Regions from separate parts of the Homo sapiens genome. Here region 2 is linked to region 1. The links are chromatin contacts, found by Hi-C or POLR2A ChIA-PET in ENCODE. All regions are on one chromosome and are shown on one strand. Each heading gives the region's core, a stretch centred on a gene start or an enhancer-like site at or near the end of the contact. The rest is flanking DNA. Distances are from core to core; before and after follow the strand shown.

Region 1 (3,605 bases), core at 454-2,953:
CCAACCCTGGCACTCCTCGGGGATGAGGGGGGCTGTCCTGCCTGGGTGCCACTTCAGTCTATGGGGAAAGGGTGGATTGCAGGCCAACAGACACTGCATTGACAAGGAGCTCATGGGAGCAGTCCCGGCAGCCAGGCTGGCCTCTGGGGAAAGGACCTGGGGCCAGGACCCTGAGAGTGGGGAGGACAGCTGGGGCTGAGGCGGAGGGAAAGCTTTGGGAAGCAGAGACCATGGGGGCAAAAGCCAGCATCAGGGGAGACCACGCACGGGAGGAGGTCCTCCGAGCAGGAATGCCCTCCAGGCAGGTTGGATGGCAGCCCCCGTGACAACCATGTCCTAATCCCCCAAGTCTGTGACTGTCACCTTACTTGGCAAAGGAGTTCAGAACCTTAGAATGGGAGAGGAGCCTGAATTATCCGGGTGAGCCCAGTATAATCACCAGGGCCATCTAGGAAGGAGGCAGGAGGGTCGGAGGCAGAGGAGGGGAGTAGAGGTCCGAGGCAGAGGAGGGGAGTAGAGGTCCGAGGCAGAGGAGGGGCGTAGAGGTCCGAGGCAGAGGAGGGGCGTAGAGGTCCGAGGCAGAGGAGGGGCGTAGAGGTCTGAGGGCTGCAAGCAAGGGCTTGAGCCAAGGAAATGCAGGTGGGAAAGACAGGGACATGGATTTTGCCTTAAAGCCTCCGGAAGGAGCTCATTCCTGCTGGCTCCTGGTGCCCCAGTTCAGTCCTCTGCCTCCAGAACTGTAAGGTGACCTGTGAGCTGTGTCGGCCCTTCGCTGGGGCTGTTACTGCAGCCCCCGAAACTCACCCGGCCTTCGAGAAAAGGAGTGCAGGTCTCACTCTGAGGCCCCAGGAGCCTCGGGAGGTTCCCAGCAGGAAACGACGTGGTCTCCTGCATGTTTCTAACTTAGAAGCCACCGTGGGAGTCCGGCCCGGAGGCAGCCCTGGCCCACGGCTCACGCTGCTCTGGGCTCTCTATAGAGTCGTCCCCCTGCTCCTCACAGTCCTGGTGTCCCCCGCTTTACAGGTGAACAAGCCGAGGCCCAGTGCTGCCTGGGTGCTGGCCCTTGCGACGGCCCAACTGGTTGGGTTGGGGCCATGTAAGTGCCAGGCAGGCTGGTGCTGCCTCCTGGGCGGTCACCTCCCGGGGACGCCACTCGGTCACCAGGGGAGGCGGCCTCAACAGTGCCTGCCGTGTGACGCTCCCCAGCCTCGGAGGTGGCCTTGGCTCCAGGGCCTATGGCAGGCCCATCAGTCCCAACAGGCGGGAAGAGCAGCCTGACCTGGTTGAGCTGGGACCTCCGAGGCCACGGACGTACACACCGTCCTCCCTCCACAGCCTCCGAGGCCGCGGACGTTCACACCGTCCTCCACAGCCAAAGGGCTGCCCGGGTGGTTTTGGTTCCATCAGTGAAGTTTTCTGTGGTTCACTCAGAGCGGAGCTGGGCATGGCTTCCTAATTGTGTCTCCTCTGGAGCACTTCAGAGCCTTCCCAGGGCCCGTGGAGCCTGAGGTGTGTGCTGGCACGTGTGGCACAGGCCTGGGAGTCCCAGCAGCGGCAGAGAGACCCGGAGGGGGTCAGGTGCCCTCCACCCACAGAGAGGGGGTGTGCGTGAAGAGGAGGGGTGGGACGAAGGAGGAGATGTGTTTTCTGCTTTAATGATTTAATGGGTATTTAACCCTCCCTTGGTATTTGCCTGGCTTCCGGGTGCTCTGAAAAGTTTCCCTAAAGGGGCTGGGGGAGGGGAGCTGGCGCCATGAAGGCGTGAGTCAGGTGGGTGAGGCTACGCTTGCTGGAAGGAGTCTACGTGCCTTCTGAACACACAGCTAACAGCCTGCACCTGTCCCAAAGGCCATGCTTCCCTGTGACAATGACTGGTTCCTGCCCACGTCGGGAAAGCCTTGGACAGCTTTCCTGGCCTCCAGAGAACCAGGGGAGTTGGGCTTGTCAAAGTTCCTGGGAGCCAGTGCTTCCCCTGCAGGCTGAGACCAGCCCAGGAAACTTCACTCTCAAACCACCGCCCCAGGGCAGAAACTTCCCTGGCCGCCTGCCCTGGTAATTTTCCAGGGTTGAAATTTTCCTCTCCAGGGCAGGAAGGACCTTCAGCCACTGATAGCTCAACCAGAAATGTTTCTACCGGACCAGAAGTCACAACCGCCCAGAGCATGACTTCACTCAGCCTCAGGGGCGGGGCTGTGGGGAGCAGTGGTCGGGGCCCCTCCCACCTGCAGATCAGGGGTGTGTCTGGCCACGCCCCACCAGCATCTGCAAGGGACAGAACGTTCCAGGGCAGGCAGCACAACAGGCCAAGGACTCAGGATCCCCGCCAGAGGGGCAGGGGCTGCAGGAGGCCACCCGCTCCCCGCTGACCTTGGCAGGAGCACCTGGGAAGCTGTGATGATCCCGCCCGGGTCTCCTCTCGGCCCTGAGGTCGCAGGACTCCAGCCACTGTGGAGATGAGAGGGAGTGTGGCTTCCCCTGAAATGAAACCAGACCCAAACCAAGACAAAAGCCTCCCACATTGATCCTATATTCCTGCCCTTCCTTGAGAGCAAGGGGCAGGATTTGACTTCCCCCAGGGGTAGGGGGGCACGCATGGCTGCTTGGGCCCATGGAAAGTGGCTGGAAGGGCCGCGTGTCACCTCTAGTGGAGACCCCTGGGACCCAGTGTGCAGTGCACCCTGGCCCTGGCAGCGACACCTGCAGCCTCCAGGTGGTGCCCGCGGGGGCCCGTGCAGGGACGCGGGACCAGGGCCCTGGCTGCTGTGGGGCCTGATCTGTCTGTGTTGATGGACACACCTCAGAGCCAGGATGAGGCCCAGAAGGACCAGGAGCCCAGCCTGTCTCCTAAGCAGCTTCCAGGTACTTCTGTATTTGGATATTTTTAGGAGAAGCTCTTTATTATCCAAAGATGTCATCATCAAAAAAGGGAAACGACCATCCAACCACACTTCTGCCAGTTTTACCGAAAGAGCAGACTGTGCCGGAACTCGGTGCTTAAAAGGACAGAGCAAACCCCTAGTCTACTCAGAGAGGAAGGGCACGTCCGCCCCACTCGAGGGAGGAACAAGGCTGTCCACTCAGTAAGTCTTTGTAAGGAGTGCCAGGGTCCTGGGAACAACAGCAGCCTGTGCTCCCGAGAGTCACCTGAGTCGGCCTGGACGGAGCCTGCAGTGACCGGACCAGGCAGGTGAGCGTGTGCCCAGGCACGGGCTCCGGGTTCAGGCACACAGAGACCTCAGCCTTTGCTTTCCCTCCCCACAAATGACGGCAAAAAAACACGTGAATCCAAGGCCCAGGGATGAGCTCGGTTTTTCCGTTCACAGTGATGCTCTGGGATGTGGAGGAAGAACTGGCACGAGGCTGCAGCGACGCGGCCCGGGCCTCCGAATGCTGAGTCAAGCAGGGCCATTGCACGAGGATGGGCGGGTGGGCGCAGGCCAGAGGTGGCTCTCCCGTGTCCTCCGTGTGGCCAAGGAGCATGTTCCTTCATCATCACAGTCACATCACACCACCAAGCCCCGCGAAATTCCAACCCTTTCATTCCTTAGCTTGTAAGATAATGCTGCGTGAACCAAGACAAGACACAGCCAAGGGGGCCATGGAGG
Region 2 (3,487 bases), core at 30-2,529, 1.5 Mb after region 1:
GCAGCATCCCCTGGGACCTTGGCCCCTCACCACCGGCCCAGTTTCCTCTGAGACTGGGGGTCCCACGGGCTCCTAGCAAGTAGATGAGGAGACCGAAAGTAGCCCTGCAGCTGGGCTTTCTTTCAGGGGTCAAGTTTCTAGGGAAAGGAAGGGGCGTGGCAACCTGAGGTTTGGTAGCTGTACCCAGACGGGGCTGTCTGTGGCTTCCCCAGGCAGCAGTTCTTCCTCCTCTCTGTCCCCACCCAGGGTCCTCCCCCACACTCTAGCACCCCTGAGACTGTCCCCCTGGGCTACCATCTCCACCCCAGCTCTGAACTGGAGGAGGGGACGTGTTTAGGGGTGCAGGGCCGGGGTGCTAGGGGCTGCATTTGCTGCAGAGCAGGGAGCCAGCCCCTTCTTTCCCAGTTGCAGGCCCTGGACCTGGTCACCTGTCCCTGGACCTGGCTTCCTGTACCCTTCTCAGGTCAACTGGGGCAACCCATGTCCCCAGGCTACCCTCCCCCCGTCTCTCCTGGGGGATACAGAGTCTCAACTAGGGTCCTCCTGCTTGTCAACCTGGCATTGGGGACCCCCTTCCCCAGCCTCCCAGGCTTTGGCCCCCAAGTCTGGGATGGGATAGGCTGGATAGGCGGCACGTCTGCTCTCTGGGGATAGAGGATCCCTTGGGAGTGGCTGCCGCTTTGCTCCACAGAAGGAAAAAGAACGTCCCAGAGCCTGCCCAGTCCAAAAAAAGAATAAGAAAATGTGACAATCCCAGAAAAAAATGTCATAACCTTTGGGAGGGGGGTTGAAGAGGGGCTCCATTCTCAGTCCTTAGCTCCTACCCAGGGCCTTTCCCATCTGCCACCCTCCACATCTGGCTGGTGGGCGAGCCCTGGCCTGGCCCCTCCAGGGAAGGCCAGCTCTCCCCACCTCTGAAATGGTGGTGGTGGCCCACCCACCACGCTCCTCTCTCTGCTGTTAGGGTCCAGTCTGGAGAAGCCTGTGTTCTCCTCCAGGTGCCTCTTTCTTCAGCCTCTGACGCCCCCACCCCTACCTCAAAGCTCCCTACTCACCAGCGACCCAAAGGCGGGGTGGGGGCAGGAGGGGCCAGGTTGGGTCTGGGCCCCACCCTGGCTGCCGAAGGGGCGTGCACTGCAGCAGCAGGGACTCAAGTCAGACGGCAGGAGGGACTCCTGCGGCGCTCTGGAGGGAGGCTAGCGCCAGGAGCCCCCGATCGGCTGGGGCCGGGGGCGCAGCGCCTCCCCTACAGCTCGAAGGGCTGAGTGGCTGCCAGATCCAGCGGGGTGGGGGCGGGGGCGGACAGGGTGTCCCGCCCCGGCCCCTCCTCACCGGGCTGAGAGGGGGAGGGAGACGCGGAAACCTGGGTTCTTCCGGCCCCCACCTTTGAGCAATCACTTCCCCAGGCTTTGAGCTCCAGAAAAAGGGGAACCCGGCTGCGGCGCCCCCTCCCCCACGCGCGGGGGGCGGGCTCCACTTCCACTGCGGCCCAGGGTCCACGTGGACCTGGCGGCGGGAGCCCTTGGGGTTCGAGTCCCGTGCGCCGGCTCCCGAAGCTCCCGCCCAGCACGGTCCCCGGGCCCGGGCCGGGAGGGGCAGGGCCGCTGTCCCCGGCGCTGCGCGCGCGCACTCACCAGCCGCGCTCCCGAGCCACTCGCGCCGCCGCCGGCCCGCGCGCTCCAAGGTCCGGCCCGACAGTCGGGGAGGGGGCGCGGGGGCGCAGTGCGCAGGCGCCTCGGCGGCACTTCCCCAAAGCCAGGGGCCGGGACTTCCTCGCGCCGGCGGTCGCCGGGCCCGCCCCGCCCGCCGCGCCCCGCCCCGCGCTCGGCCGGCTCCGCACCCCACCCGCCCCGCCCGCGCGTCGGCCCCCACAGTCGCCTGGGGGTGGCCCGGAGAGTCGAGGTGCTCATAGTGGAGCCCTGGCTCCCGGGCGGACGGAGCCGCACGGTAGTAGATGGGGGTGTGGCCGTGGCCCCCGACTCTGCTCGGCGGGGCCGTTCCTGCTTTGCCATCCGTGTGGGACTTCCACGACAGTGGAGGCACGAGAGCTGGGCCCCATATGCTGCTTGCCCAGCTTGGGAAAGAGGAGGCTGCTGCAAAGGACCGATCGGCGGGTACGCCAGCCCGGCCCACCCCTCGCCTCCGTGAGCCGCGTCTGTAAAACTGGGTTAAGAGCCGCCTGTCTGTGCTGTGGGGGGTTCCCAAGGAAGGGGGAGATTCCTGTGCTGCGGGGCTGGGGAGAACTGGGGGTGCGGGTTCTTGCATCCGGAGTCATGCCGAATGTCTCCTGTGGGGCCTGGCAGAGTCCCTGCTGACCCGTGTGTCCCAAGATGTCCTAAAGCTTAAGGCCACACTGTCCCCTTTGCCACGAACGCCCTGTCCCTTTGGCCGACTCTTCTCATCCTTTATGACTCGGTACAGACGTGGGTTAGGCTTCTCATCGCAGCATGCTTTGGCCCTGTGTCAGGGTGGCCCTGACCCTGCTCTGGAAGTGTCTGCAGAGCATCTGTGCCCCCCGCCCCTCCCCTGGCCCGGCTGTGTGCAGCTCCTGTCCTCCCCAGCACAAGCACTCCACCCGGATAGTTCCCAGTGTCGGGATCTGTTCATAAAATGCCTTCCAGTTGCACAGGTCAGGTGCACACCTTACACCTTCACAGAACTCTGAGGGGTGCAAAGGCAGCTGGAGATTCTACTTGTATTCCTCATTCAACGGACAAGTATCAGTATCTGGGTGCCCCTGTGGGCCAGGCAGTAGGACCAGAAGCCAGCAACATAGATCAGCCTGGATCTTATGCTGGGGGGCGCAGAGTGAGTTGTGGGGAGCAGGCAGGGAAGGCCTGGGTGAGAGGGGGGAGGGCTGAGGAGGGGAGGGTATTGCGCTGCTGAGCGGGGGCGGGGGCCCGAAGGGGGAGGTCAGAGGTCAGAGGGCCCTGGAGGACAGACAGGCTGCCTCTCGAAGCTGTACCCAGAACCCTGTGACTGCCATGTTGTCAGGCCAGGCAAGGAAAGGCAGGGGCCAGGAAGCCCACAGGGACAAGAGGCAGGCTGCTACTTATTCAGCCCACATAACACTCCTGAGCGGTGGGCACAGGTGAGGTCAGGGAAGCTCAACGAAGATGGGCCAGCACCTGGCCCAGGCCACACACAACCAGGCTGACCCCGCTGAGCCGGCCTGTTGTCTCTGCTGTGGGAAAATGCAGCTGTGGGCAGCTGGCAGGGGGTGAAGGTCAGTGCCCTCCCTGCCCCCTCGGGTCACTCTACAACCCCCCAGTCATTCCCCCGTCTCCTCTGGCCCCTTGGGCCTGCTCTCCACCGCCCTGGCTTCTGCCTCTCGGCACACAGCATCCTGAAGTCCATGGGTGGGGCCAGGTGAGCTGGGCAGTTGATGGCGGAGCTGGGATTTGAACCCAGGACCCTCTGCGCCCTGACAGCCCTCAATATATTGGGCTTTGGACCACATGCCTTCCTTCCCATAGAGCTTTCTACA

What was found. A loop is a pair of places that touch in the nucleus more often than their neighbours do. ChIA-PET counts read pairs that join two places held with the same protein, here RNA polymerase II (POLR2A). Pooled maps may share reads with other maps.
Region 2: a pooled map shows a loop between it and region 1 (2.1-fold over the local background). The contact joins the promoter of RGS19 here to the enhancer-like site in region 1. A Hi-C loop is called at or near these places in 1 of 50 pooled maps. POLR2A ChIA-PET finds 5 or more read pairs at or near these places in 2 of 52 experiments (activated B cell and activated T-cell).

What each region holds. Positions count from the first base shown.
Region 1 is chr20:62,621,873-62,625,477 of GRCh38, forward strand. No RefSeq gene overlaps it. Among named protein-coding and RNA genes, the nearest start is that of SLCO4A1, 19 kb to the right of the region's middle. RefSeq lists enhancers at 2,298-2,657, 2,918-2,967 and a silencer at 2,698-2,787. Within about 2 kb of position 1,704, at least 38 of the 41 ENCODE cell types and tissues checked have a DNase peak (open chromatin) inside an H3K27ac peak, as active enhancers do.
Region 2 is chr20:64,078,239-64,081,725 of GRCh38, forward strand. It overlaps RGS19 (regulator of G protein signaling 19), which reads right to left and starts at 1,280. Exons shown (of 6, transcript NM_005873.3): 1 at 1,056-1,280. OPRL1 (opioid related nociceptin receptor 1) reads left to right here and starts at 1,844. Exons shown (of 5, transcript NM_182647.4): 1 at 1,844-2,114. RefSeq lists silencers at 1,182-1,861, 2,255-2,428.